3 separate regions of the Mus musculus genome follow, and all the other regions are linked to region 2. Evidence: chromatin loops called from intact Hi-C (ENCODE). Cell type or tissue: left cerebral cortex. All regions are shown on one strand. Each heading gives the region's core, and the rest is flanking DNA. Links, peaks and the distances in the headings are about the cores only. Region 1 holds the start of Olfr95 (olfactory receptor 95). Region 2 holds the start of Trim40 (tripartite motif-containing 40). Region 3 holds the start of Ubd (ubiquitin D).

Evidence for each region. Peaks named below come from ENCODE experiments on the same cell type or tissue, not always from the same donor. Only the 100,000 strongest peaks of a DNase experiment are listed, where the experiment ranks them.
Region 1: it touches region 2 in a loop (9-fold over the local background); 28 of 42 quality-filtered maps call a loop at or near these places.
Region 3: a loop joins it to region 2, with 5 times the contacts of the local background. A loop is called at or near these places in 28 of 42 quality-filtered maps.

The regions. Positions count from the first base shown.
Region 1 is chr17:37,202,028-37,212,795 of GRCm38, reverse strand. It overlaps Olfr95 (olfactory receptor 95), which reads left to right and starts at 945. Exons shown (of 1, transcript NM_146513.1): 1 at 945-1,883. The coding sequence starts at 945. The coding sequence ends at 1,883. In left cerebral cortex, for the core only: a CTCF peak has its summit at 8,987 (motif pointing right); a DNase peak (open chromatin) is centred at 8,987.
Region 2 is chr17:36,886,207-36,896,974 of GRCm38, reverse strand. Trim40 (tripartite motif-containing 40) reads left to right here and starts at 6,850. Exons shown (of 6, transcript NM_001033235.3): 1 at 6,850-6,998; 2 at 7,282-8,129. The coding sequence starts at 7,791. In left cerebral cortex, for the core only: a CTCF peak has its summit at 4,458 (motif pointing left); a DNase peak (open chromatin) is centred at 4,461.
Region 3 is chr17:37,187,080-37,197,847 of GRCm38, reverse strand. Ubd (ubiquitin D) reads right to left here and starts at 3,956. Exons shown (of 2, transcript NM_023137.3): 1 at 3,876-3,956; 2 at 1,747-2,602. The coding sequence starts at 3,896. The coding sequence ends at 2,135. Olfr94 (olfactory receptor 94) reads left to right here. Exons shown (of 1, transcript NM_001011518.1): 1 at 1-1,042. The coding sequence ends at 1,042. In left cerebral cortex, for the core only: no CTCF peak of the experiment used is centred there; a DNase peak (open chromatin) is centred at 2,843.

The DNA.
Region 1 (10,768 bases), core at 7,724-10,223, 310 kb before region 2:
GCTTAGATTTAGAAGTGCAACATGTTAGTGTTTGCATCTCTTGTCTTGTGTACAGGGTCTGGGCATTCTGTATGTATCATGATATAAAAGGATGAGTCTGAGAAGCACCAAGATGAGGAGATGAGCAACTGAAGGAGGCCTTGTATTCCACTGCATTTTTATTACAGAGCTCTTCACTCATATAACCAGCTAATAGCTTTATTTCCTGCAGCTGCCTGAAAGAGCTGATTATTTTGAGTCTTCCCTGCCAAACTGTGAGCTCTATTTGAGGTAAGATAATAGCAAATAAAAAGACGCTTCTGGAAGATGGGAAAGAATGGATCAAAGAAGAGAATCACTGAGAGGAAGAAAGAAATATTGGAGAATAAAAAGATAACGAGTTTAGAGAAAGAACAGGACAGAAAATGCCCTGATTTGGAATAGGATTTTTTTTTCCTGCTCTGAGTGTGAATCAAATGTCCATTCATTGGGGAAGGAAATGTCCACCCCAGCCAAGACAGGAAATGGTGAAGCATGAAAAAGCTGGATATAGTGGTGACTTATGGTAATTCCAGTGCTCTGGAAGCTGAGGCAAGAGGATCGAGGTGAATTGCAGACCAGTGTGGAATATAGTGAATGCTGGGCCTTCCTGGAATATAATTGAAACCTAAGGGAGAGAGAGAGAGAGAGAGAGAGAGAGAGAGAGAGAGAGAGAGAGAGAGAGAGAGAGACTAAGCCAGAGAAGAAGAGTCTGAATTCAGTGTGTACTTCTGAGAATGAGGATAGTACAAAAAGACCAGAAACAAATATCCATCCAGGGTTCCTAGGATGACCTGGGTATAACATGGGCTTGTGCCTGGACATCTCAGTTCTAAGCCTTGATAGCCTAAGAAAAAAGGAGTACCCAGGCAGACACAGTGGTGGCTCTTCTCCACCCCTCTCTCTTGACCAAAGGCTGAAGCAAGATGGGCACCAACTCCTCTCTGGTTACTGAGTTCGTGCTGGTGGGCTTCTCACGTCTGGTCCACCTGCAGGGCATCCTCTTCTCCCTGTTCTTGACCGTCTACCTGCTCACTGTGGCAGGCAATCTCCTCATCGTGGCGCTAGTCTCCACAGATGCAGCGTTGCAGTCTCCCATGTACTTCTTCCTCCGCATCCTCTCAGCCCTGGAGATCTGCTACACGTCGGTCACAGTCCCCTTGCTGCTGCACCATCTGCTCACTGGCCGGCGCCACATCTCGCGCTCTGGCTGCGCTCTGCAAATGTTCTTTTTCCTTTTCTTTGGTGCCACCGAGTGCTGCCTGCTGGCTGCCATGGCCTATGACCGCTATGCTGCGATCTGCGAGCCCCTGCGCTACCAGGTGCTGCTCAGCCGCAGGGTTTGTGTGCAGCTCGCGGGCGCCGCGTGGTCTTGCGGGGCTCTAGTGGGGCTGGGCCACACCTCCTTCATCTTCTCCTTGCCCTTCTGTGGCCCCAACGCTGTCCCTCACTTCTTCTGTGAGATCCAGCCGGTGCTGCAGTTGGTGTGTGGAGACACCTCGCTCAACGAGCTGCAGATTATCCTGGCTGCCGCCCTTATCATCTTGTGCCCCTTTGGCCTCATTCTTAGCTCCTACGGACGGATCCTGGTCACCATTTTCCGCATCCCATCCGCTGCTGGTCGCCGCAAAGCCTTCTCCACCTGTTCCTCCCACCTGGTAGTGGTGTCTCTCTTCTATGGTACTGCCATCTTTATCTATATCCGCCCTAAGGCCAGCTATGACCCAACCACGGACCCCCTGCTGTCCCTCTTCTATGCTGTGATCACCCCCATCCTCAATCCTGTCATCTACAGCCTGAGGAATGCAGACGTCAAGGCCGCCCTAAAAAGAAGCATCCAGAAAATGGGGCCCTCCGAGATTTGACAAAGGGTGGGAGGTGACTCTTGAACAGAATTCCGTGTTCCACATTACCAAGGATCAAAGGAGAGAAGACCTGGAACACAGACTTACCTTAAAGAGCTATTGACTCCCTCAACATTCACTCATCTATTCTGTCTTCTGTTACAAAGGGTTGATTTTGCCAAAGTAAATTGGCCCAGAGGTGGTGGCAGTGCATGCCTTAAATTCCAGAAGTCCAGAGGCAAAGGCTAGGAGAAAATCACACACACACACACACACACACACACACACACACGACTATGGAGGTGATAAAATTTTCACCTATATACAGAGCAATAGTCCTGAACGTTATCTGGCATTGAGACATAGGGTTACTTCCAGACTGTATACTAATTCAGTATTAGTATACAGTTATATATAGCTAGCACACATAAGTAGATCCATAGAGGAGGAGGAGGAGGAGGAAGAGGAGGAGGAAGAGGAAGAGGAGGAGGAAGAGGAGGAAGAGGAGGAAGAGGAGGAAGGGGAGGAAGGGGAGGAGGAGGAGGAGTAGGAGGAGGAGGAGGAGGAGGAGGAGGAGGAGGAGGGTAATCTGTCCCTAGTAAAAACAAATCTCTTAAAAAGTGAAAGGCAATCAGAAAGAATCATGGAAGTCAGATCTTATTAACGCTAATACAGCATAGAGTTTGAAAGGATTAATATTGATGCACTTAAATTCAAGTATTTTATTTGGGGTTTTTTGTTGGTTTTCTTGTGGTTCTTTTTTGTTGTTGTTGTTGTTTTCGTTTTGTTTTTCACTGTTTTGTTGTTTTGGGGTGGGTTGGGGGAGTTGGTTGGTTGGTTGGTTTGTTTTGTTTATTTGTTTTTTTTATTGGGCTTATAAACCTTTTTTTCCATTTTTTATTAGGTATTTAGCTCATTTACATGTTTATTTGTTTTTGTGTTGGTTGGTTGGTTGGTTGGTTGTTGGTTGGTTGGTTGGTTGGTTGGTTGGTTGGTTGGTTGGTTAGTTTTTGACGGAGTCTGCTAGAGCTCTGGCAGGTGTCAAACTCATTATGTAAACTAACCTGGCCTTAAACTCCTGATTCCCCACCTCTGCCTCCCAAGTGTTGAGATTATAGATGTATGCCACCACACCTGGCTTGAATTCAAATCCTAATTTTTTTTTTCAACTAATCAGCTGTGTGATCATAAACAAATGAAATTGTCTGCACTTTAAATCTTTATCCATAGAACTTAAATTACAAAGAAGTCAATTACTCTGAGAGCTTGTGAAAACCCATGCTACATGGGTATCTCTACAAATATTTTTAATAGTAAGTCAGACAGATTTGTACAGAAAGCAGTGTCCATCTCACAGTGTGTGCCTTTGCTGGGGGAATAAGGGTATTTTTATGTCGATGAGGTTGGTACTTAGAAAACTCAGAGGAAGGTAGAGAAAGATATCACACAAGACTGCAGGAAAATGCCCCCCCCCCCCCGCCGCCCCCTGCATCAGTGAAACAAACCAAGAGCATCCAGGACACTGAAGAGGAATATAATGGCCCTGAAATACAAGAGCCCGCGGGAGACAGTTAATAATGAAAAGTTCTGGTGGTGCAATCCACAACCCAATGCTTTGGAGGCTGAGGCAGGAGGACTACTGCAAGTTCCAGGCCAGTCAGGGCTACAGAATAAAACCCTGTCCAAAGAAATAAGAGTCTCCCCGGGGATCAAGAGGACACCAATGATTCCTAATAATTAAAATGCATAAGGCATGATGAGCGGGAGAGTAAACAGGCTGTATTATACACAGGAATAAGACTGTCAAAGAAATTTAGTTTTAAAAGAAGAAAAGTGTAAAATAAAATCCACATGATTTTTATCATTCCTGACACCCATTCGCCATCTTCTGTGCGCTTGTTGCTCTGCTTGACACTGTGAAACCTGAGTCAACACGGGATGGCGATTTTGTGCCGTCTTTGTCTGGAGAGAAAATGCTAATACCCAAGAAAGTGTCATTAAACACTGTGAATCTGGGAAATATGAATCTCGAACCTTTACAGTGGGATAGGGGTGTTGGCTCAGTGGTAAAGTACTCCCCTAGTAAGCCCAAGGCCCTGGCCTCAATTCCCAAAACTAAAGAAAAGAATTACACATGGGTGGTTACTCTACCAGCACCCAGGAAGATGACATGACCTCCCCCATCTTACCAGTGATTAAAGCCTCAGTACCCTGGGTATCTCATAGCAGTAGAACATCTACAGAGAGGAAGGACATCACAGAGGAGCTACCTGAAGGATTTGCAGCATGCTCCTCCTCTGATCATTGGAATTCTTATAGCCAGAGTGAAGCCTGACAGCAGAACTGAACATTGAAAATGCAACATATCCACCTCCTGGTCCCCTCCATCTACACGTCCTTCAGAGGCCTCTCTAGCTAACTGGTGCTTTGGCATTTTGCCATTGGTTTCCCTTGGACATGAGCTTTATGAAACTCACAGCAAAACTTACCCCTCATCTCCATGATAGGCACAGTAGTACTCTTCTGGTCTTATCGGAAATGTCTTCTTTTTTGAGACAGGGTCTTGCTGTATAACTAAGGTTGGTCTTGCACTAGCAATTTCTGAGTTCTGAGATTAAAGGCAAAGCCACCACACCCTACTAACAATACTTTTTAAATCATTTATGGAGGCATCATTAACCTATAATTAAATGTATATATTTAAATAGTCTGGAGGACTGGCGAGATGGCTCAGTGGGTAAGAGCACTGACTGCTCTTCCAAAGGTCCTGAGTTCAAATCCCAACAACCACATGGTGGCTCACAGCCACCAGTAATGAGATCTGACACCCTCTTCTGGTGTGTCAGAAGACAGCAACAGTGTACTTATTTATAATAATAAATAAATCTTTGGGCTGGAGCAAGCAGGACCGACATGAGCAAGTAGGGTTGACTAGAACAAGCAGAGGTCCTAAATTCAATTCCCAACAACTACATGAAGGCTCATAATCATTTGTACAGCTTCAGTGTACTCATATACATAAAATAAAATAAATAATAGTAATTTTTTAAAGGGCTGGAAAGATGGCTCAGTGGTTAAGAGCACTGGTTGCTTGCACTTCCAGAGGTCCTGAGTTCAATTCCCAGCAACCACATGGTGGCTCACAACTATCTGAAATGGGATCTGATGCCCTCTTCTGGTGTGTCTGAAGAGAGCTACGGTGTACTCATATAAATGAAATAAATAAATCTGAGGAGGAGGAGGGGGGAGGGGGAGGGGGAGGGGGAGGGGGGGAGGGGGAGGGGGAGGGGGGAGGGGGAGGGGGAGGGGGAGGAGGAGGAGGAGGAGGAGGAAGAAGAAGAAGAAGAAGAAGAAGAAGAAGAAGAAGAAGAAGAAGAAGAAGAAGAAGAAGAAGAAGAAGAACTAACTGCACTCTGTTTTCCTGTAAAAGCAGAGCCATTAAAAAAAATAATCTGATAAGTGTTGACTTATGTAGATACCATGAAACTATTGGCACAACCATTAAACATACATACATATCCCCCAAAGTTTTCCTCACCCCCCACTGCAGTATCTTCCTTCCATCCCTCCCTGCAACCCATAGTTGCTAACAACTTTTCACCTACATCCTATCACTACAGATCAGTTTGCCTTTTCGGGAGATTTATATGAATGGACTTTTTTGTCTGACTACTTTAAAACAACATGATTGCTTACAGATCCATCCATGTTTTTTGTTTTGTTTTGTTTAACGGTTTATCTATTTATTATATGTAAGTACACTGTAGCTGTTTTCAGACACTCCAAAAGAGGATATCCAATCTCATTAAAGTGGTTGTGAGCCACCATGTGGTTGCTGGGATTTGCACTCAAGACTTTCAGAAGAGCAATCAGTGCTCTTAACCACTAAGCCATCTCTCCAGCCCAGATCCATCCATGTTATAGTACATAATATATTCATTTCTGAGTAGTATCCCATCATAGAAGACCTCAATTTATGCCTCCATCTGCTGATGAAAACATGGAATGTTTCCAGGTTTTTCCTCTTACATATGAAGTATTTGTGAACATTTGTAATTTACCATGTGCTCCTTGCTCTCAGTGTGTCTGGTTACATACACACAGATGTACAATAGCCATATCACATGGAGTTGGTTTTGAGTGAGGAAAGCCCTGGGTTAAGGGTTGAGACTGGCAACTGGAGAGATGGCTCAGCAGATGAGGGTGCTTCTCCAAGCACAAGGACCTGATTTGAATCCCCAGGAACCACAAGATGGAAGGAGAGAACCAACCCCCACAGGCTGTCCTCTGACTTCAACACATGTGCTATGGTTCATGAGTACATGTATGTCCACAAAAATGCACACAGAGATTTATTAGAGGGGTCAGGATCAAGTGTGGAGAGCATGAATGCAACCCTGCAGCTGCTGGGGCTGGGGGAGGTCTCTGGGGGAGGCTTGCAGGAGTCAATGCAGATGACCTTAGCTGAGATGTATAATAATGGGGTTATTGAACTTGAAGAGGCTGCCTCCTGTTGAAGTGGTAACATTGTCAAAGACTAGGTTGTGTCATGTGGTGTTTTTCTGGAAACTGTCTTATGAGAGGATATTTTGCTGAAGCAGACACATGAGAGGATGTTTTGCTGAGAACAGACACATAATGTTTTCCTGGACGCTGTCTATTGAAAGGGCATGTGAAGTTTCGCTGGAGCAGGCACTTGGAAAGGTGTGTGATGTCTGGCAAGAGTGTAAGTATAATCCAACAGACAGTGGAGGGCACGCTGGCACTGGTTCACCTTGCTGGTCGTTGTTGGACTTCACGTTGCTGGTCTTTGCTTATGACTCTCTGGCACTGGTTTGCCTTGCCTTCTTGGCTGATCTTCCCTTTTCATGACTTTGTAGAGAGAAATGCATCCAAGAACTTCTGGTGGTGTTTCAGCTGCATCTTGCCACTTCAGCCAACTGGTACCAATTGACTGAGTCTCACTCAACTCAAACCCTGAGTCAAGGTTTCTTCTGGATTAGTCCACTGCTGCTGATTCTTGTTTGGTGTTTTGCTAGTGGACTGGTCTGCTGACAACAAAGATTGTAATCACCCCCCAAAGAACTACTTCTAAACAGGTTCACGTCTCCCTTGTCCTATTAGCTAGCCATCTTCCTCCCTTACCTCTTGTGGACGGTGTGCTAGAAGGGAGGTTGAAGCCTTAAGAACCCATATTAAAGTTGATTTTGAGAAATCTAAGCCTATATCCTGTAGCCAGGCAGGACTCCCAGTGAAGAGATAAGAACACCAACCAACCCACAAAAGTTTCAACACAAAATTTATACTGTCTAAAAGAAATGCAGGGACAAAAATGGAGCAGAGACTGAGGGAACGGCCAACCAATAACCAGCTCAACTTGAAACCCATCCCATGGACAAGCACCAATTCCTGACACTATAAATGATACTCTGTTATGCTTGCAGACAGGAGCCTAGCATAACTGTCCTCTGAGAAGCTCCACCTCGCAGCTGACTGAAACAGATGTAGACACCCATAGCCAGACATTGGATGGAGGTAAAGGAATCTTATGGAAGACTTAGGGAAAGGACTGAAGGCCCTGAAGTGGATAGGAACTCCACAGGAAGACCAACAGAGTCAACTACTGGGAACTCTTATGGACTGAGCCACAAGGCCATACACAGGCTGGACAGAGACCTCCGGCACACATGTAGCAGATGTTCAGCTCAGCCTCCATGTGGGTCCCCTAACAACTGACACAGGCGCTATCCCTAAAGCTGTTGCCTGTCTGTGGAGTTTGTTTCCCTACAGGGGCTGTCGAGTCTGGTCTCAGTGGGAGAGGATGAGCCTATCCCTGCAGAGACTTGATTCTCCAGTGTGAGAAGAAGTGGAGGGGGGGGCACCTTCTCAGAGGAGAATGGGAGGGAAGATTCAGGGAGGGACTCTGTGAGGGGGGACCAAAAGGGGCAGCGATTTGGATGTAAAATAATAAATAATAAAATGCACACACAATAAATAATGTTTTGAAGTTAAGACTGAAGACTTGGAGCCAGGTCCACTGACTCATACTTACAATCTCAGCATTCAGAATACTGAGGCAGGAGGATTGTCTTTGATACCAAGGCAGCTTAGACTGTATAAAACCCTGTTTCTGAAAAAATTAATAATAATTAATAATAATAATATAATGGACTGAAGCCTTCGGTTATAAGCTCCACTGTTACAAAATTTCCAATGATCCAGGACAAATACCAACCTGTCACCATAATAAACAAATAGAAGTCTGATTTAAATTTAAATTTTGTGCTGTACTAGGTTAGAGATCTACTTCTCTGTGCTTATCCTCCTGTGGATCTTCTGCTTCCTGAAGCTAAATATCTCACAAAGAACAAATTCAGTGAGTGTGGTGAACACCCCTTCTCCACCATCACTGCTAAAGGGTCTTGACACCATCAGTCCAGAGCCACATTTAAGTAGGTCCACTTGATTCCACAGTAAACACCAGTCATGTTAGGTAACAAAGTTCTAAATTCATTAATTCTGATTCTAGACAAGAAAGAAGGCAAGGACAAAGGTTTCTGTTTCGTGTTCGTGTAGACTTCCAGCAGACTATAGACATTCGAAAGTTAAGACACAGAGAAGGCCTGTCTTACAGCTGATGCCTCGTTCCAGAACAAGCCTGCCTCTCTCTCTCTCTCTCTCTCTCTCTCTCTCTCTCTCTCTCTCTCTCTCTCTCTCTTCCTCTCTCTCTCTTTCTCTCTCTCTCTCCACCTCCCTCCCCCCGTGGGCTGCACCTAAGCATCCAACCTCTAATCTGGAAACTCCTCTGAGACAGCAGTCTCAGATCAATACCTGGATGTGCCCACAGTCAGAAAGTGTAGCTCACCAGCGTGGGTGCTATTAGAATGCAGCTTCTTGACATAGTAGGTCTACATATCAAGCATGAGCACTAAGTCATCAGCTTAGCTATCTGATCAAGCGATGAATGCCTCCCCCAAAGACTCATGAAAATCCTTCCCTTTGTATCACAGATCATGTTTTACTTGAAACTGTTTCTTTCAAAGAGCTCAAGAGACTATTGCTGTGCTTCAGGATCTGAGCGTCCTCCAGAACTGCATCATTTAGCCACAAGGTGGCAGCATGAACTACAAAAGATAGTGTTGCATCGTTTAGCCACATGATGGCAGCATGCGTCCACCGTACTGGAGGTGATGCCTGCTGTGTTCCTGTTCCTTCTGAAAAAGGGGGTGTGAAAATTGAGGTCAAAGTTTTTGTAAACAGTAACTTTAAATACATTTCCAAAACAGAAAGTGTGTTTGGTCCAAATTAGTCATCTAAGAAGATCTTGTCTATCCAGATCCCACAAAAGACAAAAAATGCTTCTGGTTTTGTTTTAATTTTCTGATCACTCAGATTTTTTGTTGTTGTTGTTTTGTTTTGTTTTTTTATTAGTTATTTCCTTCATTTGCATTTCAAATGCTATCCCCTTTCCTAGTTTCCTGAACCCACCCACTCCTGCTTCCTGGCCCTGTACTGGGGCATAGAACCTTCACAGGATCAAGGGCCTTTCCTCCCATTGATGGCCTATTAGGCCATCCTCTGCTACATATGCAAGTAGAGACACAAGCTCTGGGGGTACTGTGAATATTGTTGTTCCTCCTATAGGGCTGCAGACCCCTTCAGCTCCTTGGATACTTTCTTTATCTTCTTCATTGGGGGCCCTGTGTTCCATCCAAAAGTTGACTATGAGCATCCACTTCTGTATTTGCCAGGCAGTAGCATAGCCTCACAAGAGACAGCTATATCAGGGTCCTGTCAGCAAAATCTTGTTGACATATGCAATAGTGACTGGGTTTGGTGGTTGTTTATGGGATGGACCCCCGGGTGGGGCAGTCTCTGGATGGTCCTTCCTTCCGTCTCAGCTCTGAACTTTGTCTCTGTAACTCCTTCCATGGGTATTTTGTTCCCCATTCTAAGAAGGAAGTATCCACACTTTGGTCTTCCTTCTTCTTGAGTTTCATGTGTTTTGCAAATTGTATCTTGGGTATTCTAAGTTTCTGGACTAATATCCACTTATCAGTGAGTGTAAATCATGTGTGTTCTTTTGTGATTGGGTAACCTCACTCAGGATGATATCTTCCAGATCCATCTATTTGCCTAAGAATTTCATAAATTCATTGTTTTTAGTAGCTGAGTAGTACTCCATTGTATAAATGTACCACATTTTCTTATCCATTCCTCTGTTGAGGGACATCTGGGTTTAAATGAACAAAAGATTCTACACCAGGTCGGCATACATAGGAGATGAGATTTATTTCTGGAAAAAACAGTTTGAGAACATCGGCCACCACAATGGGGGTTGGGGGGTTGATTCTGAATCCCAGACAAAGAGAGTTCTTTACTATAGGTTTCCCGAGAGGGTAGATGATCTAAGCTTTTGCTACAAGCTCATATATGATTTGGGTTGCTGTGTGCCATAAGTCGAGAAGGCACAGAAAATAGGGAGAAGTACTATAACGCGAGGCTACCTGGGGCTCATAAAGCAGGAGCCCCCCCCCCCCCCCCCGCTAAAGCAGGAGTGGGAAAGAGAGAGAAGGGGGCTACAGGGAAGGATGACTGGATCACTCCCAAGCTGCCAAATCCAGTCTCTATTTTGTTCTTTTAAACACTGAGGCTACCTCACTGGAGTTTCCTGTCCAACTTGCAGGCAGCTGCATCAACAAGGAGTCTCTTGCCCTCCACACAATTCCTTGCTGCTTCTTCTCCAGACGTTGCTTTCTGATGCTTGTAAGTTTCATGGGCCTTATAAATCTCCTGGTATGCCACGTAACATGGTGTTGCCATCCTGAGACACAACTACATCACATACAGAATATACATATGCAGATGGCTTTTGCCCTTGCCCTTTAAAGTCTGCTGTCTTTCTT
Region 2 (10,768 bases), core at 2,928-5,427:
TTTGTAAGGTTTTATAACTTGCATTCATACTCAGCTGTCAGATCTAGAGGTAAAATTTAATTTATTTTAAATTAAATCATTTCTTTGATTTAAAAAATTTATCTTCAGTATTGCTATTAGTAATTTTTTTATGTGTATAGGTATTTTGCCTGGATGTGTCTGTGAACCACATGCAATACTCATGGAAGCCAGAAGAGGGCATCTGGGTCTCCTGGAGTTGGAGTTACAGAGAGTTGTGAGCTGCCCCTTGGTCACTGGGAATATAACCTGGTTTCTCTGGAAGAGCAGTCAATGCTCTGAATCATCTCTCTAGCCCCCAGAATTTAATTTTCAGGCAAGTTTTGTTTTGTGTGTATTGTGCTTAAAAAACAATGACAAATCAGAATACGCTGATGAGGGTGCCTCTTTTTTTTTTTTTTTTTCCTTTCTTTTTTGTATATATTATTTCACTTACGTCTCACTTCTAAATCTTCAATATCTGTTGTTCAGGGAACTGAGCATGTTTCAGGGTCACCTAGAATGTGTAAGACCCAAGGCACAAAGACAGACATGCATGAAATCCCAGCACTGGGAAAGTAGAGACAAGAAGATTAGGAGGCTGAGTCCACACTGCCCTTACAGAGGGCTATTTCTCCCCAGCCCCTGTTTAGAGATTTTTTTTTACATGGATTTGGGGCGTTTTGACTTTTGCCTCTGCAGAAAACCTTAAGTTTTTCTGCCAAGTACTGAAGGTCAATGACTTGTATATTGTTAAATCCCTATTGCAATGCTAAGGTGCATTGTGAGACTTTCTTTGGAGATGCAAATATTTTATCAAAGTCAACAAGAGTTCAAAGGGTCCTGTGTACTCATGAAGCTCATCTGTCAATCAACCCCTTAGTAATGTAGACTGTAGGGGCGGGAGAGGTGGCACAGCGGTTAAGAGCACTGACTGCTCTTCCAGAGGTCCTGAGTTCAATTCCCAACCACATGGTGGCTCACAACCAACCGTAATGGGTCTAATGCCTGTTTTGGTGTGTCTGAAGACAGCAAGAGAGTCATACATTAAAAAAAAAAATCTAGAATGTGTTTTTTTCATTTGAATTCAAACTTTAATTCAGTGTTTCTCAACCTGTGGGTCTTGCCCATCAGAAAACACATATTCCCAATGGCCTTAGGAACTGAGACACTGCTCCTCCATAAAATTACAATTATAGCAACAAAATAATTTTGTGGCTGGAGGGTCACCATAATATGAAGAACTGTATTAAAGTAAACTGTATAAAGAACTGTATTAGGAAAAGTTGAGAACCACTGCTTTAATTCAATAGGTTACTATTTTGTTAGGAACTGAAAGACTTTATTTTCTTTAGAAAAAAAAAACGTTTATTTGTGTGTGTCTTGTGTCTGTGTATGTATGTGCATGAATGCATATGTGTGGGCGTCTGTGTATGTATGCCACATGTGCCTGTGGAGCTCAGAAAGATGAGTCTGATGCCTTCAACTGGCCTAATCTGCGGTTGTGAACCAGCTGGTATGGGTACTGGGAACTGAACTTTAGTTGTCTGGAAGACCAGCAAGTGTTCTGAACTGGTGAGCCATGTCTCCAGTTCAAGATATTTTGTTATAATATAATAATCTATCATTTTTCAATCATTTATCATTTATCAATTTTCTATCAATTTTTGATGTCATAATAACCTCCACTGAATTTATTGAGGAATGTAAGAAGTAGTTGTATCCCATGATACATACACTGCACTCCTGAGAAAGAACCTTTTAGACTAGACACAGATGAGACTGGTTTATCCACAGATTTACGGTGTTTCTCATCACAGGTCTTCTGACTTTACCCTTTAGTCCCTGGTGTCAGGTGAGTTATCAGCAGGCATTGTGGAAAAGCCATTTTTCCATGGAGCCACAGTTGGCACTAACCCAATACACACTCACCAGATACCTTAGTAAATGCAAACCACACAGGCCCTCTTTAATCGCTCGTACTCTGAACCCCAGATGCCAATCATTACAAGGAAAAGCGTTGGGATGAACCAGCAAAAGTAACTATGAATACATTTCACAGGACTGGAGATGGTTTAGCGATTAAGAGCACTGGCTGAGCTGGGCAGTGCTGGCACACACCTTTAATCCCAGCACTTGGGAGGCAGAGGCTGGCAGATTTCTGAGTTTGAGGCCCTCCTGGTCTACAGAGTGTGTTCCAGGACATCCAGGGCTACACAGAGAAACCTTGTCTCGAAAACAAAATAAAAGAGCACTGGGTGTCTTCTGGTGTGTCTGTAGACAGCTACAGTGTACTCACATACATAAAATAAATGTCACACACACACACACACACACACACACACACACATATATATATATATATATATATATAACAAATTTTACAAAAATCAGATGACTGTGTGAACACACAGTGAATGCCCATCTAGGGCCTTAGAAAACGCAGTGCAAAAGTGAGCACCTTGGCTGTGGATGCCACACACAGCCACGACATAACTCAGCTCTTGCCGAGCTCCTGCTTCTGTCTAACTCCTCCCCCTAACTTACTCCCTGCACTTGCCAACTCCTTTCGCTTCTTCTCTGGACCCAGTGAGTTTGAAAGCTCATATATTGCTCTATTTCAAGGAAGTGTATAATAGCATAGCCGTATGCTTTTGTTGACACAGGTGTGTCTAACAAGTCAGATGATCCTACCCATTCCACTCAAGAGGTAGAGATAGACATATCTCTTCACAGCATCTATAGCCCAGATGTCCACACTGCTCCATCTGCTGTGTTTTTTGGATGTCTCCTAAGACTGTAAATAAGGATTATTTATCTAGTGAATGACTAATTACCTCAATATACTTTGTGCTAATTAGATTTTTGTTTGTTTTTGTTATAGTGATAACACTTACAATCTATTCTCGTGCACTTTAAAAAGACTGTGACCACCACAGCTTTGGACCACAGCTTCCTGACTGTCTCCCGGATGATGAGATCACAGGCATGTTCTACTATCCGCTGATTGATTTGGGTTTAATATTATTGCTGTTGTTGCTTTTGGAGATCAACCTGTGTAGCTCAGGCTGGCTGGCCTCCCACTCACGGTACAACTTAGAATGATCTTGAACTCCTGTCTTTAATTCCTTCTTGGTCTGGGATCACAGGCACAAGCCACCTCAACTTGAGTTCGGTTTCTCATGCTTTGCCCTACTCGAGACCTCTACTGAATGTTTGAGGTTGTCCCTCCAGGCCATCAGGTAGAATTCAGGGGCTCCTGCCAAGAGCCCTCCATGTCTCCTGAGTCCCAAGAGCTACCTCATTTTTTCCGAGATCTGTATGCTCAAATTTAGAGCCTCATATCTTTCTGTGGTTTTCCTCATATCTTTCTGTGGTTTTCCTAAGTGCTCTCTGGATTGTGTAGCTCGGTATTCAACATGGTGGCTGGCAGTTCCCCGGAGCTGGTGTTTACATTTTGGACAGAGGATGGGGCTTATCAAAGGACACAATTGCAGAGCGGATAGGTTTTCTCACAGATACACTCTCCTCCTTGGTACAGCCTCAGGTTGGCCTCCAGCTCAATATATAGTTGAGGGTGACCTTGAACTTTTGATTCTCTGATATCCACCTCCTAAGTGGTGGGATTAAAATTATTCATCCATCATGCTCAGCTTTATTACTGCTGGAGATCAAACTTCATGTTTGCCAGGCAGAGACTCTACCAACTGGATACAGTACAGACCTCACAGCCAAATTTTTTCTGCTCTGCTGTGTGTATGTACATGTGTGTGTACTGTGTGTGTGTGTACACTGACCCCATCATATCCTATATGGGATAGGGACAAACTTCAAGAGTCTGTTTTCACTTTCCATCTGGTTGAGCCAGGGCCTGTCTTGTCTTTCTTTGTTGTGCAGAGTGCTCCAGGCTAGCTCCTGAAAGCTTCTGTCTCCCATCTTGCCTTGGGAGTTCTGGAATTGCATGTATGCACCACCACATCCAGCTTTTTAAATGTGTTCTAGGGATGGAAACATATCCATCTAGGTCATCAAACTTGTGTGACAAGCATTTTTGTTTATTGAGCCATCTCTCCAGTCTCCGCCATAATTTCTAAAAAAAAAAAAAAAATAGCTTGGGAACCTGGTGAATAGCTCAACCTAGGAGCACTCGTTGCTCTTGCAGAGGAATCAGGTTTGGTTCCCAGCACCCACATGGCTCACAATTGCCTATAACTCCAGTTACATAGGATCTGAGACTCTCTTCTGATATCCATGGACATTATGCACAAAGTTCATATACAGAGAGAGAGAGAGAGAGAGAGGCAGAGAGAGAGAGAGAGAGAGAGGCAGAGAGAGAGAGAGAGAGAGAGAGAGAGAGAGAGAGAGAGAGAGAGAACAGGGCAGTGGCCCCAGCTTCCATTCCCTTAAAGGAGAGATTCTGAAACCAAGTCCTAACTTGGGAGGCAGCACCACCTACTGTCCGTGAAGGCACAATGCTAAAACATTTGACTGAAGGAGCCATGGCTCTATTTTGGGCACAGTTTAGCGTAATTCTGACTAGAACAATTTAGAAGGAACACTGAACTTGAGCTCATGAGATGACATATAAGGAAGCTCATATAAAAAGTTGATAAGGAGATTAAAACAGGAATCAAGTGGGGCTAGGGCTGGGGTGGTGGTGGATTCAAGGCTCCATTAACTAGTAGTTAACTAATGGGTGTTAACTACAAGAAGGAGAGTGAATTCTGAGCCTGGCTTTATTGTGTTCACCTCACTGTACAAGGAAAGAATGTGATTAAGTCCCGAGGTTAATTAAATCCTCTAGCCACATAGTTTCCCTGTATCGGAAAAGGAACCAGGAAACAGAAATTCTTAAAGAAGAGTGGCTTTGTTTAGTTTGGCCAAAAGAGAAAGAAATACTCTTACTCCCCTCCTCTTCTGAAGCAGTCTTATAATTCTATAGCTGAAAGGAGCAAGGTCAGGGAATACGCATATGCTAATTTAATAGGAAGTGAGTCTAGCTGCGGGGACCTCCTTTTCTGACTGGAACGAGGCTTCTCCTTTCCCTCCTCCCATGGGAGGCTCCTAGAAATTCTTTAGGGACTGTCTCAGTCAGGGTTGCTACTCCTGCACAAAACATCATGACCAAGAAGCAAGTTGGGGAGGAAAGGGTTTATTCAGTTTATATTTCCACATTGCTGTTCACCACCAAAGGACTGGAACTCAAGTAGGCCAGGAAGCAGGAGCTGATGCAGAGGCTATGGAGGGGTGTTACTTACTAGCTTGCTTCCCCTTCTTGCTTTCTTATTGATCCCAAGACTATCAGCCCAGGGGTGGCATCACCTGCAATGGGCCCTCCCACCCTTGAACACAAACTGAGAAAATGCCTTACGGCTGGATCTCATGGAGGCATTTTCTCAAGGGAGGCTCCTTTCTCTGTGATAACTCCAGTTTGTGTCAAGTTGACACACAAAACCAGCCAGTACAGTGTCCATTAGTCTGGTAGCCAAAGGAAGGGATACCCTGACTCTCCTTAGAGCATCTGGTCTCCCACCAGAATGAAAATTCCAACATAATCAGAGATGAGGAGGAACCAACGGCCATCAGAGAGAATCCAAGGTGGGCCAGTAATGATCCCAAGTGTCAATCACCACTGCACATGAAAACTGATAAAATATCACGAGGATTAGTTTAGAATTGTCAATACAAATTCAAAAAAAATCTGAGTGATAAGGCTTAGGATGTTGCTCAGAAGTGGGGTACTTGTCTGGCATACATGAAACCCTGGGTTCAACCCCCAGCACTAGTGGCTCACTCCTGTAATTTCAAAACTTGAGAGGCGGAGGCAGGAGGATCAGAAATCAAAAATCATCCTCACTTACATAGAGAGCTCAAGGCTATCCTGGGCTACATGAGACCCCGTCTCAACTGTGACTACACACACACACACACACACACACACACACACACACACACACAAAAGAGAAAGAAATGCTTCTTGTTGTAGTCACAGTTAGGTTAACATAGATCCATTTTGTTTGTATTCAGACAACTTAGACATTTCTCACACAGGACTGCAGATTCTGAACGAAAGGCTTGAAGTACCCAAATTAGGCTAAGTTTACAGGGCATAAAATGATGGGAAGATATCACTCTGCCTCCCCCAATGCAGCATGGGCAGCAGTCTTTATAAGAGGAGCAGTAAAACTACCTAGGGCATCAGGGAAGAACACCTTTGGGTATGTCAATAAGGGTATTTCCAGACAGACTTAAGTGAGGAGGGAAGACCTGCCTTCAAATGGGTGGTATTGTTCCATGAGCTGGGATCTAAAGGGGGAAGTGGGAGAAAGCCAGCTGAGCACCAGCAGGTATCTCTTTTAGATTCATGATCCACCCAGATGTGAACAACCACCCTATGGTCTTTCAGTCACTCCTGTCTCCACACTTTCTCTACCATGATGAACAGTAGCCTCAAACATAAGCCCAGATAAACCCTTCCTCCCTTGGTTTACTTCTTGACAGGTATTTGGTCACAACTACCAAAAGAGTAACATATACCTTGTGGTATCCTCCAGGTACCGCCACTGTTGAAGCTGGGACTATTAAGGACAATTATGTGGACCGTCCTCCGCATCACCCAGGTGTCACGGTCATGTGACACATCTAGAATTTGTGGTTCCACATGTGTGAGGTTCTTGGGGCTCATTCTCAGTTGGTGATATTTGCATTCAAGTTCTGTGAGATTTGCATTAAAGGCACTGAGACTTTCCTCTTCCCCGTAAGAAAATATGCCACACCCTGCCACAAAGTTCATCTCACTGTTCAGTGAGTGCAGCTCATGGGTATTTTCATTTCCCTGATAATTCACTGCTGAAGCAGGAGGAATCTCTTCACCTTCTCCCTAGTTTCACAGGCATGTGAGTGTATATAATTGGCATAATTCAAGAAGAACCGGCTCATCTGCTGGTCTTCTCCCTAGGTCTGGAGACCAAGAAAATGAAGTTGAAAAGGAGAGATTTGAGGTAGGGTATTAAGAGAGTAATTTTGGGGAGGGTGCTCAAACAAGAAGTGGGGTAAAGAAGAGGAGGAGGAAGAGGAGGAGGAGGCACTTCCTTTTTTAGGTCATCCTTGGAAGTTGTTTGAAAGGAAAGGACAAAGTAGCGTCATATGTTCTCTCTCTCTCTCTCTCCCTCTCTCTCTCCCTCCCTCCCTCCCTCCCTCCCCCTCCCTCCCCCCTCTCTCCTGTTCTCTTTCTCTTTCAACATGACATCATTGCACTCTTGGATAACTTGATGGTTAATAAAGGGTCACTGACAAGGTTCCACCTTAAGAGGTTAGTGGTATCAAACAGCAGCAGTGAGCCCTGTAGGGAACCAGCCCCAGAGGGGACACATAAAGTTCTGTCTGAATTCTCCCTGCCAGCCACACAGTAGAGACTGTCAGCTTGTCGTTGATAGTTTACTTCTGGCCATGACCGTAACAAGGTGGCCTAAAATTTAGCTTTAAACTGTAAAACGATTGCACAGAAAACTCTCAAAACAGAATTGGGGTTTGGAGCTCCTGCTTCCTCCAGGTCTGTGGAAGAATTGTATAAGGAATAGTTTCAAGTTTAGCAAATACTGAGTTTTTTTTGAAATCCCTGCAGGATTGTGTCTCTTATAGTCCAGACTCTGGACTCTCTGATAGTGGACAGTGGCCTTAAGTCCAGGCCCCAGTCCACTTTATCTTGCTCCAGATCACCTTCTACCGAGCCCTTTCACATGGGACAATCTGGCCTTCAAAAGACCCAGTGGGGAGACTAGTGAGGTGGGACCATGGGCTCTCTTGACAAGGACAACCAGGACATTTGTCCTATCTGCCTGGATCCCCTGAAGGAGGCTGTGAGCACCGACTGCAGACATCTCTTCTGCCGCATGTGCCTGACCCAGCACATGGATAAGGCTTCAGTCTCTGGGATTCTCAGCTGCCCAGTCTGCAGGAAGCCATGTTCCGAGGGGGTCCTTGGAGACAATTACATCTGCCACACCCACCAGAAGAGGGTGCGCAGGTTCTGTGAGGCTAGCGGACATCTCTTGTGTGAGGAATGCCTCCAATCCCCTGAACACCAGTCCCATACTGAACTCTCCATTGAAAATGCCATCAGCCACTACAAGGTAAGCTTGTGTCACCCCATTGGACCCTTCCTAAGTTCAGATCCTCACAGAGGCTTGGTAACTGACACTCTCCTTTGACTTTTCTGGTCATCCAACTTGGGGCCTTGGTCTTTGCTTTTCTGTGTGCCTCTCTGCTACTATCAGGGTTTCCAGGTCTCCGTGTATCGATGTAGGTGATCCTGCTACTATGATGGTGAAGACCCAGGAAGTATGGGCCACTGTGTTTACTCTTGCTGTACTAGATAATGTATTAGTTCATGAGATGCTGTGCTGGATAATGAGAGGCTGTATTACATAATGTACAAGTTAATGAGATGTTGTACTAGAAATGAGAACCACTTCTTGACTAAGATTATATTGGGTTCCCTGGTGGATGGTCCTAGAAGCTAGTCTAGACATGTCATCAAGTTTTATCTGTGCTGTTATCTTGTAAAGATTTGAAATCTGAAAACTTGTACACGATGCCCTATTCCCCTCTCCCCCCTTTCCTTCCTTTCCGGAACACTACTGTTGTTTCTTGTGTTATTTATTTATTTTTTTCTAAAAAAACGATTCACGCCTTTGGTAGTAAATACAGTCGATACCAAATGATAAAATATCAAAACTAAAACTCTTACCTGTGAGATATGAGACCATTGAGGGTAAAGGAGTGTGGAACCAAGCTTTCTTCCCTGAGTTTGATCTCTGGGACTCACATGGTAGAAGGATAGAAATGGTTCGTATTAACTGCCACTAACTTCCACCTAAGTTCCACCATGGGTGCCCCCTTCCAAGTAAATAAATGTAAGAAAATAATAATGAATCTTTTCCCTTGTCTTTACCTATTCACAGTCTTCAGAGATAATCAGCATTAGATTTCTTTTGATCTGTCCTTCTAAAATATATCAGTGTGTTTGAATAGTCTTTTTTATCATACACTCGTGTGTGCGCGCACGCGCACACACACACACACACACACACACACACACATGCACTCATTCACAAGAGAGAGGGACAGAATCAGAAAGACATACACTAGGGATGTAGCTCAGAGGTAGAACACCTGCTTGACATAGATGAAGCTGTGGGTTCAATCCTCGGTACTTCAAAAGATAAAACAACACTGAATTATTGTGTGTCTACATGCTGTGTTGGTAAGGATGTGCCGTGGCTTGCATGTGGAGGCCAGAGGATAACTTTGTGAAGTGAGTTTTCTCCTTTTACCATGTGGGTTGTGAAGACTGGGCTCAGATAATGAGACTTGGTGGCAAGTGCCCTTACCCACTGAGCCATCTTTCCAGTGCCCTCTGTCTTTTCCTCTATCTTTCCGATGTTTTGGACATTTCCTCATTTTTCCCATTAATGCATCCAGAGCTCCTGAATGTCTCTTTCCAACCCCATGAATAGATCAAAAGTTAGAAAACTAGATTATTCACAGGTTATGGTTTTTAGGTTACACAGGATAACATGATGAATACATTTTAGTGTGTATTTTGGAGACATTAAAATAGCCAAGATATTTTGGTGAAAGTATAAGCTAGAAATCTAACTTTACCTTTTCCAAATTATAGCAAACTGTCCCACCACCATTTTATTGAATGTCCCATGTAGCTCTTGTCCTGTCCCATTGTTCTTTGTATCCTGCCTGTATGCCAACCCCCTTCCTCTTCCTCCTTTTCATCTTCCCCCTTCTTTCTTTTTTCATTCCTTTCCCCCTTCCTCCTCCTCCTGTTCCTCTCACAGTACTAGGGGTAAAGGTTGAACCTAGGGTCTTGTACATACATGCAAGGTAAGCTAAATATACAGTCTTCTTTTTTACTTTTTATTTTGAGACAGAATCTTACTTTGTATCCCTGTGCTATAGCCTCCAGAGTAGCTAGATTACAGGCATATGTCAGCAGATTCACCATGTCAAACAGTTCGAAGAACTGCGCATTTGTAATATAGACAGGTTTTTTTTTCACTTTGTACAATTTAATTTATTTTTATTATATGTGCACATGTGTTTTGCCACATGTGCACCACATGCATACCTGGTATATGAGAAAGCCAGAAAAGATCATCAGATCCCTTGGAACTAGAGTTACAGGAAGTTACAGGCTGCCATCTGGGTTCCAGGTTCTCTCCAGGAGCAGTCAGTGCTCTTAACTACTGAGTCATCTCTCCAGACCCATTGTTTGTTTGCATTCCTCAAGACAGAACCCTACTCTGTAGTCCCAGTTCATCTGTAACTGATGGCAGTCCTCCTGCCTTAGCCTGCTGGGTGCTGGAATTACAGATGTTACCACACTTAGCTTTTCTTGTTCTACCGTTTGGCTCCGCCCAAAGCTTCTTGCTAGGCTTCATCTTTTTCTTTCCAAACCTTAGTTCTCTCTTTTTGCTTCTACTCTTTTCAAAAATAATTGTAAAAAAAAAAAAAACCCAAAAATAGTTCTAGGGTTTGAACGCAAGGCCTCCTCACACATGCTAGACCTCCTCCTCAGCACTGGTATTTCTCTTGACTCAGAAGAGCAAGGAGTCAAAGGTGTACATTGTACACCTGCTAATCTGCTAGAGAAACCTGCGTCATCTGGGGATGCTAAAGGTGAATGGTTCTGACATTTCTGTATGATGTCATATCCTTAAAATGGGTTCTGGTCATTCAGTGTCTCCCGTGGAGT
Region 3 (10,768 bases), core at 1,603-4,102, 300 kb before region 2:
CGAACTCACAGAAATTTCTGGCCTTTGCCTCCCAGCGCAAGGCCCGCAACACTGTCTAGCATTAAATATTTTTGTCTCGCCTTCCGAACCTTCTTGGAGTTTTCCCCCTCAGGCTAACCACAGCTCAGCGGAGCGCTTCCTACTGCTGGGTTTCAGCGACTGGCCCTCTCTGCAGCCTGTCCTCTTCGCACTGGTCCTTCTCTGCTACCTACTAACGCTCACCGGCAACGCGGCGTTGGTGCTGCTGGCCATTCGCGACCCTCGCCTGCACACACCCATGTACTACTTCCTTTGCCACTTGGCTCTGGTGGATGTGGGTTTCACCACTAGTGTGGTGCCACCGCTGCTGGCCAGCCTGCGCGGCTCAATGCTGCAGCTACCGCGCGCTGGGTGCATGGCTCAGCTGTGCTCATCGCTGGCGCTGGGCTCCGCCGAGTGCGTGCTGCTGGCCGTCATGGCGCTGGACCGCGCGGCTGCGGTATGCAACCCTCTGCGCTACACCTCACTGGCCTCGCCGCTACTGTGCCGCACGCTGGCCGGAGTCTCCTGGCTCGGTGGCCTGGCCAACTCCGCGGCGCAGACCGCCCTGCTGGCCGCGCGTCCCCTGTGCGCACCCCGCTGTCTGGACCATTTCATCTGCGAGTTGCCGGCGCTGCTGCAGCTGGCCTGCCGCGGCGGCCGCAGCGCCACCGAGCGCCAGATGTTCGCCGCGCGTGTGGTCATCCTGTTGGTGCCTTCGGCGGTCATCCTGGCCTCCTACATCGCCGTGGGCCGCGCGGTCTGGGGCATGCACTCCAGCTCTGGCTGGCGGAAAGCGGCGAGCACATGTGGCTCTCACTTGACCGCGGTCTGCCTATTTTATGGCTCTGCCACCTACACCTACCTGCAACCCACGCATAGTTACAACCAGGGCCGTGGCAAATTCGTCTCGCTCTTCTACACGGTGGTCACTCCCGCTCTCAATCCTCTCATCTACACACTGAGGAACAAGGAAGTGAAGGGGGCGGCACTGAGGCTCTTGCGGAGTCTGGGGAGGCCATAGGTGGGACAGTGAAAAAACTGAGAAGGGCTCAGAGTCCTGGAAATAGGATGCTCATAATTTTTGTCTGTGCATAAGGATCTGCAAGTTTTGTGCTCCGTGAGTTCTGGGTTAGTAGCGAGATTCTTTTCTCTCACCGGGTAGGGTTTGAATTCTTGCGGGGTGCGGAGAGGGGACTCCTGAAATATATAAACACTCTTAAATGGTGATGTGGTAAATGGCTCTTGGGACTCTCAGTAAGGAGGGAAGCAGGATGCAGGAGGGGGTCAGATGCACTCTGAGGAGACTTTGTACCAGCCCTGAAGAATCCACCTGGAGATAAGATGATGAGCACCCTGGTGCTGACCTTTATTTTTTTCTCCAGGCTTACAAAAGACCTTAAAAAATTCCATGACCTCGCCCATCAGGTGGAGTCTCTCTCGGGTTAACAAAGAAGTTATGGGCCCCACCTTACAGAGATCTCTTCCAGAAACAAGACATGGTTTCCATTCTTGGGGAGCCAGTCCAGCTAATGCAAACCTAGCCAGGTCACCATGCCCACTACAGAACGTCAAAGAATGTCTGCAAATAATAGGCAATTGTGCTGGCCCTGGTTAAACTGGGACTCCCATCTGCCGGATAGGATAAGGCTCTTCCCCTTCCTTGCCCACCCGACACGTGGAGAGGGTGTTAGGTTTTATTTCATACCAAATATCTTTAAGAAGATGATGACTGAATTTAAATAATTTATTAGACTATGATCCAGTTATGGTAAACAATCATATTCCATAACACATTCTTTCTCTATACTCTATAATTAAAATTCAATTTGGTTCAACAATCATTCATTGATCCACCTTCCCCTGCATCCCAAGTCCTGGAATTAAGTTTGCACCACCACACCTGACTAAAGGTTCAGCTTTTGCCCTCATCAACAACCCTGCGAATGAACTATGTTAGAAACAAGATTCACAGACTTGACAAATACTTTTAATCTACTCCACTTCCCTCAAATATTTATTTCATTCTCGTTAATTTTTTATATCATCAAGAGATGTGATTGGTAATAGCTCAGAGGAAATCGGCTTTGAGCTTCTCATCACCGCATCCCCGTGGTCATCCCCCAGTGCAGTGTGTTGTCAGAAAGAGCAAACTGCCACTCTTGATGTTGTAGTCAGCCATGATCTTTCCATCTTCCAGCTTCTTTCCGTTGCAATTCACAACCTGCTTCTTAGGGATCACAGAGGTCACACTCTCGATCATCTCTTTCACCTGGGCCACTGAGCTGGATCTTCGAACTCGGAGGAGGTGCCTTTGCCCCTCGTTTTTGGACTCCACCAGAAACAAGGGCAGCTCTTCATCACTGGGCTTCACCACCTTCAGGGTAAGGTGGATAGTGGTTTCCTTGTCAATCCCATAGGATGACAATTTTCGATGGGGCTTGAGGATTTTGGAGTCTAGCAGAAGGATCTGGTCCTGTACAGAGACCTTGGTTTGGGACCTAATATGTTCATTTATCTTCTTCACTTTGTCATTCTCAGTGGTCTCAAAGGTCATTAACCGCCATTGGTCTGAACGGACAACCTAGGCAAAGAAAGCCAAGAGCGTCATCTAAGAACGCCTGCCACCCTCTACCCCCTACTCCTCAGCTTCACTGTTCTCCTGGTTGGCCCTCTGGCTCCTTCTCAACAGTCTGCATCTCTCCCTCTCTTGCAACTTTTGATTCCTACATCATAACCCAAATCAGAACATCGGCTTCGTGAAACTATAGGGCTTCAAACGTTGTATACAGATCCCTAAGCAAACCCAAAGAGGATTTCCAAGATTTGGCAGCCTCACAGAATGCTCTCAGCCATGACTCACCCTCTGTGACTAATTCAGAAAGAACCCTAGTTAAGACATAGTCTCTACACTGCTGCGTTCTTATTAATGTTCCCGTCCATTTCTGGTAATGTCCATGTTGTGGTGATGCTGTGCTTAATGGTGTTAATGTGTATCTCTTGTATTTTATATCCATTGATATAGAACATAATATCCTTTTTAAATTAGACCAGGATCCCATTCACAGAAGACAAAAACTATATCTGAGTTTAACTTCATTTACTGAAGAATTAAGTTAGGGAAGAATCAGGCCTGTAAACTTTATGAAAACTTCCTCATACTCCATTCAAGGAACCTTCCCAACCTAGATATTCCATATTCTTCTTCAGTTTTGTCTTGTATTGGACATTGCCCTAATTGCACATTCTTTACATTGGAGCATAACCTGTTTAAGGTAATGTGTTAGTTATGTCACCAATAACAAGAAAAACAAGTTTTATGAAGTTTTCCTTTGAAAAGAGAGAGACGCTTAAGGCTGAGAACTCTGTAAGTTATTTTCCTAATTTCACATCTTGCCAGCCTCATGAAGCAAAGTGTCCTACCATTTCTCCTAAGTGGGGATGGCAAAAATGGCTCAGCTGTTTAAATAAATAACAAATAAGTAAATCAATCAATCAATCAGTCAGTCAATAAAATCTCTTGCTGCCAAGCCTCACCTTTAAGCTTGATCCCTAGAACCTATGTGGTGAAGAGAGAGAACTGACTCCTGAAGGTTATCTTCTGGCTCTGACCCACCATATACATGCACACATATAATAAATAAAATATTTTAAAAGTTTAATAAGTCAAATGACCAACCTCTCTTCAGAGTACCCTCTTCCTATTGTGCAGTTATCAATGTCTGCCTTTTCTCCTAAATGTTTCTCACCCAACTGCCTCACCTTCTAGACCACTGTCCCCTCCCAAGTTGTGGAACTGTACCCCCAATACATGGAAATACTTTTCCTTCCCATTCGTTTACCAAACCCCAACTTACACAGGTGCGGACAGAAGCCATGTCTGTAGTCAGAGGCTGAATAAGAAAAGAGTCCTTGTGTCTGCTTATATGTGAGTAGCTGGGTTGGAAATCCCCAAGTTCAATGTGTTGTCCAGTTTAGCAGCAACCTTTGTTCTCAATAATTCCTTTCACTTTTGCTGGGGTAGAGTTCATAATGGACACTGTTTGTACACAGATTTCTCCCCTTAGCCAATCTATCTGTATTCCTAGTTCTGTGCATAGAATAGTCATTCTAAGATAGGAATTTTGCCCAGGCTGAAAATCCCCCTACCTTCTCCCAATCCTGCCTTAGTTCTGCCCAGCTACTACTAATCTTCCACTAGCTAGCTTGATAATTTGTGATGCTTGCTTACCCTCCCTCACTGCCTAAATGAGCCTGGACTGCAGCTGTGACTTGGTGTCCTGGGGTAGGGTACCGCTTGCTACATACATTATGTTGTAAAAATATGTTCCCCTCTTTTAATATAGGTTAACATAGAAGGCCATTCCTGGTGTCTCCCCAGCATATAGAACCTTGCTTATAAAGTCTTTAAACACACACACATACAAACACACACACACTTACTTTGGATTCTTGGTTCTTGAACCTCTAATACATTTCCCAACCTGACTCAGAATCTGCAAACCAAACATACTACTTGAGAACAATCCAAAATCAACAGTTAAATTCTGACTCCTACCTTTCTCCATATGTGCACCACAGTTCCTGGATTCCCACCCCCACCCCCTTGGCTCTCAGATGCCTCCTCTCCCTGAGGCCAGAGACATGTGATGGTGCTATTCCCTCACTGTTGAAAGTTGGTTGAATGAGACCAAGATTGTGACTGAGCTGTCTCCTCAAGAAACCTGATACTCCTAATATTCCAAGTTTGACATTGGCTTCTGAGGTAGGACACTCCATGAAACTAATTTTCAAAATTGTTTATTAAACAGCTTCAGGGGTTCTCCCCCCCCCCCAAAGAACTCTGTAAATTTTCCAAATTATTCCTCTTGTTTTCTGTACTTGAAGTGGCTATGTACTCATCCACTGAAAAACCTTTTTTTCTTTTTTTGATCATGTTTTCCCCTCCCCCAATTCCTCCCAAATCTTCCTTCTCACCTCCCTACCCGCCCAACTTTACGTTCTTTCTCTGTCTCTCAAACACACACACACACACACACACATTCAAAAATGTAAAAACAAATAAGCAAAAGACCATAAAGACCATGAGACAAAACAAAGAAAACAAAAACCTCCAAACAAAGCAAAAAGTCTACAAAATATACCATCAGTCAGTAGTGGGCCAGCTACTTCTGGTTATGTAGCCTGCCCTAAAGTATGATTAATTTACCTAATGAGACTCCATTGGAGAAAGCTGATATTTCTCTTCACTGGGCAGTATCAATTGCAGAAACTTCTTAGGAATGGGACCCCAATGTTCACTCCCCCCTTTAATAACACCTTAAACTGTGTCATTTTATTTTAGGGGGTTCCATTCTGAAGAATTTGGCTTACAGAGTACCTGTGCTGAATAAGACAATCAAAAAGGTTGCTTGATTCAAGGCCTGTGCTATAATGAGGTAGAATTTCTAAAAGAAATCTTCCCAAGGTAATGGACCTGCCTTTGTTGCCCAGGTAAATCAGAGACTGGCCAAGATATTAGAGATTGGTTAAAAGTTACATTGTGCATGCAGGCCCCAAAGCTCAGGACAGGTAAAAAAATTAATAAAACCATTAAGGGATCCTTACCAAATTGACAGCGGAGACTGGCGCTATGATTAGATAGCTCTCCTACCCTTTATGCTCTTCAGGGATAAAAACACCCCTGGACAGTTTAGACTGACCCCCCTATAAATTACTCTACAGGGGGCCCCCTCCACTGGTAAAAATAGCCTTTGTACATGGTGCTGACATGCTGCTTTCCCAGCCTTTGTTCTCTAGGCTCAAGGTGCTCCAGTGAGTGAGACAGGAGCGAAAAAGCAGCTCCAGAAGGCCTACTCAAGAGAAGAAGACCTGCTACATTAGACGTCTCCACACAGAAAACCTTAAGACTCCGGTGGAAAGGCCCTTATCTTGTACTCTTGACGACCCTACTTTCTACCTTTATGGGACCTCTTTTGATTTTGCTTCTGCTTTTAATTATAGGTCCATGTGTGTTAAATAGGCAAGTCACCTTTATTAAAACAGAAATGAGTGCAATGTGGCTTTTAGTTTTAAGACAACAGTACCATGCCCTAAAGTAAAGGATCAAGTATGTCAGGAAAAAAATAGTGTCTAGTTCTAAGATTAGAACTACTAACAAGTAGAAGGGGGGAATGAAAGTATAACAACGTAAAAACAGAATTCTAGGCCTTTAGGCCCAGGCTTGGGAATGTGGCCTTTGTAAAGGTATGCTAATCAAAAAAGAGAGCAACATTCCTCTACCCACCCGCTTCCTGGGTTCAAAGAGTGCTCATTCAAAGAAAGTCACCCTGGCCATTACCAGAACCTGCAATGCAAATGTGCTATTGTTAGAGGCTCTTAGAAGCTGTCTTGAGAGTTAACAATTACCAGGTATTCCTTGTGACTCTTGTAACTTTACACTTCCTTGTGACTCTTAACTGGTATCTTTGGTATCTTCCAACAACGCCCTCCCCACTTCCTTAAGTTTCGGTTTCTTTAAATACCCCCTTACCCAGCTACTCGGGGCGCCACGGTCCTCTACCCCTGCGTGGTGTATGACCATGGGCCCGAGAGCGCTCTTGAATAAAAATCCTCTTGCAATTTGAAAAAAAAAAAAAAAAAAAAAAAAAAAAAAGGTTGCTTGAATATTTCAATATCCTAATGAAAATTGCATTTGAAGCTCTTATTAGACAGTCATTAGCTAAACTAAAATTATTAGTGTATATGGTAGAGTAATATACTTTTTTAAACTCATAGCACGAAGGGAAAAGTCCCTTGTAGAATATTCTGGATGCCACTGGCTTCGCTGTTCTGTCAGCTTTCTCCAGCTCCCTGTTCTCAAGGATTAACATTCCAGCTTCTGACCTTTAGTTGCCACCATTGTCCAATAGGAACTTGGAATTCTGAAGCATCATCAGTCTCCAGCAGAAAACATCATCTCAGATTGAAGGTGAATAGAAAACCACCTTGCAGTGAGGCATCAGGGAGAACCTGGCAGAAGAGACCAGATAAGCTGCCAAACCTGGTCTGCAACAAGCTCCCTTCACATTCTAATTCCTATCTGCAGTCACTATTTTCTTATACATTTGTTCAGAATTGTTTGGGCCAGAGCCTGGGCTGTGCAGCCCTAACAACCTAGGCTTGGCCACTCCTGTCCTCCACATGCCAATAAACAAGTAACGGTGACAAGCAGAGAAAGGAGATGTATTCAAAGGGGTCATCACAAGAAAGAGAAACTGGGGGCTGGAGAAATGGCTCAGAGGTTAAGAGCACTGACTGAGAATTGATTGACTGAGTCCAATTCTCAGCAACCACATGGTGACTCACAGCCATCTATAATGGGATCTGATGTCCTCTTCTGGTGTGTCTGAAGACACATACATACATACATGCATACATACATACATGCATACATACATACAATAAATCTTTGAGAGAGAGAAAAAAAAAGAAAGAGAGTTTCTAGGGAGGTTCCTCAAGTTCATCTTCAGGTCCCTGCCTATAACAAGCTAGGCAAACTCATGACAAGAAGTCTTAGCCAACATGTGGTACTTTCCATTATCATTACCTAGGTTATAGTCCACCCTACATGGTAGTCTGGTTATAGTCCATCCTACATGGTAGCCTGGCAGGTTGTCAGAACTGTGTGCAATCTCTTTCCAGAAGACAAGCTCTCCTCTCCACAATCGGGGGTGGGGGTGGGGCATCAGGATCCAGTCTTTCCCTTTTCCCAGAATGAGATTCCTGGGGAAATTCAAATTTGGGTTTCAATAGTCTGGTCGCTAAAAGGAGGGATAAATATCTCTTTGAGTATTTTTGTTCCTGCCAGAGGGAGAGCAGATGTTAAAGTGTTGCTTAAAGCTACACGCTATTTTCATCCTTTGTCCTTCCTTGTCCATGACTGTGCCAGCATTTGGAGTCACAGGTAGCAAGGACCCTTGACCAGAGCTACCAGGAGAGCACGTTACCAGGTTCCAATTCCTAGATAGGACTTTTGTTAGGAATGATTTTGTCAGCCGAGACTACAGAGCTGTGTCACCGCAAGTCAGCAGGTCTAGCTTCATCACTACAATCCCTCCATTTTCCTGAGCACATGGAGCTCTGCCTCCTCAGCCAGTGAGCATGCCTCTCCCTCCAACACTACCCTAAACACCATGAGCATGAGTAAGAACACAACAAAGGCAACATTGCTTCAGGAGCCCCTACTCCTCTCTAGTTCTGGTTTATCCTCCCATACTTCCCCCAATGTCTTTTGAAGACCATGTCTCTAGCAATGGAATCATCTCCTTATATATTACCCCAGTAAGCACTTGAAGACCATGATTGTGTTCTAGTTCACTTGTATCTCCAGTGGCTGCCCAGCTTGTAATCTGGCACTGAAAGAATAAATAAACAAATGAATGAATAACAAAAAAGTAACGTTCAGTGAGAATTTATATTTCTGAAATGGCGTAAGATTGTTTAAACATGATATCACTTGCTTTTTCATATCCTGGTGAAGTACTGGTATTTTTAGGGATAAACCAGACAACCCAGAACAGTCATGGGAGTACTAGCCACCAAGTACTAGTACAAGTACTAGTCACCAAGATCCCAGTGTACATCTTTGCTACTCGAGTCCTTGGCTTCTAATCATATTGTTGTTGCCTCCAAAGGAAGGAAAGAGAAGAAGAAACACTCATGGCAGATGGGGGTTTCCAGTATGGAGTGACAAGTCGGAGGGCAATTCTGGTATGTTCCTGGGAAAAGCTACCTCAAGGGTTTCCCCACCAGAGAAGACCTAGATTCTCAGAAATGGGGTGTTTTCAAGTAATTTAAACAATAGAGCTGAACTCTGACCCCTTCTCTTCCTCCCGTCCCTCTTCCTTTCCACCATTTCCTTCTCTTCATTTGATTTCATAGATTGAAATTACAGCACCAAGAAGACTTGCATGAAGAAGTATTTATAGATCTCAAAACCAAGCAAACTATCCCAGGAACAGAGAAAAGGAGGAAATATTCTGAAATTCAGGATATGTTCACCTAACAGAAATAAAGCTGAATCTAAATGCTATGAGTTACTTGAAAGTATTTAAGAGGAAATGTGACCCTCACAGTCACACTGACATTTTTTGTCTTCCATTCAGAGATAAGCTACTGCTATTAGCCAAATTTAATTTTTTTAAAGTAGTTTATTCCTTAAGAGATACAAGATGCACTTAATTCTATTATAGGTAAAATTATGCTTTAAAACAAATATTCCAAAGTGAAGTTATCACAGGCTAATTGACTAATATAACATTTTGGACCACATAGCTATTATGTAAATACACAAAACATAATAAAGTAAAATTATTCACTGCCTTGGCACATGTTGTTGTCTCTCTTTGCCTCTTAGACATGTGGGTACAAGCTAAAAGATACACAGAGGTTGTATGCAGCTCAGTGATAGAGATCTAGCTTAACATGCAGTCTTTAGGTCTGATACCCTCCATGGAAAAACATGAAGAGAGAGAGAGAGAGAAAGAGAGAGAGAGAGAGAGAGAGAGAGAGAGAGAGAGAGAGAGAGAGAGAGAGAGAATTGGGTTGGATTCTCTTCAGGAATTCTGTTGTGATTTTTTAGCCTTTGTGCTATTTTTCGCCACTTAAATATGCTTTTTATATAATCTACCAGTGAGCTACCTCTCCACCCCTATTCTTGCAAATAATTCTAATTACACAGACTATTTAAAAACATATATATATATACAATACACATGAAAAAAGTAGCTAGTCATGGTGGAATGCCTTTAATCTCAGCATGCCAGAGGTAAAGGCAAGTGGACCAATGTGAGTTCAAGACCATCTTGTTTACATAGTAAGTTACAGGTGAGACCTTGCCTTTAAAATTTAAAAATAAATATATGGAAAGATGGTTCAGCAATTAAGAATTCAGAGGACCATATCAGGTGGCTCGCAACCACCCGAATTTCCAGTTTCAGGGATCCACTATCCCTCTTCTGGCTTCTCTAGCCCCTTGTATTCACCTGCACACACCCACATACAAATACACAGATACAACTTTAAAAGATAGCCAAGCAATATGCTAGCTTCAAAACTAAGGAAGCAACCAACAGTCCTACTGTTGTAGCTATGATGCCTATGAACCACAATCACCAGCATGGCGTGGTACCCTCTCTAGACCCTTATTCTGAACATTGTTTCTCAGTCAATAGAACCCATTCTTGTGGACGAGGTCACAGGTACTTTGCAAAAGACCTGTGCTTTGCAAGGGAGTTTCAATGCAAACTACATTTTACTGTGATAATTATCATGAAAAAACTTTCCCCAAAGTTGTACTAATTTTTTTAAGATTTATTTATTTTATATATGTGAGTAGACTGTTGCTGTCTTCAGACACACCAGAAGAGGGCATCTGATCCCATTACAGATAATTGTGAGCCACCAAGTAGTTGCTGGGAATTGAACTCAGGACCTCTGGAAGAGCAGTCAGTGCTCTAAACCATAGAGCCAACTCATCAGCCCCAAGTACTGTTTAAATATGCCAAAAATAAACTGTTCAGAGTCAGATTCCAAAAGTTTGACCCAGTCTTGTTAATTAAGCCACACCAAATAGGATTTCTTTTTGCCTTTTGCAGTTAGTTTCTCAGCCAGAAGTAGTTTGTAGGGTCCCACACAGTCTACCTTGGCAGTAGCCAATGCTCTTTAGTCAGACTTAAAGCCCATTCGACAAGAGCAAAATCATGCCCGG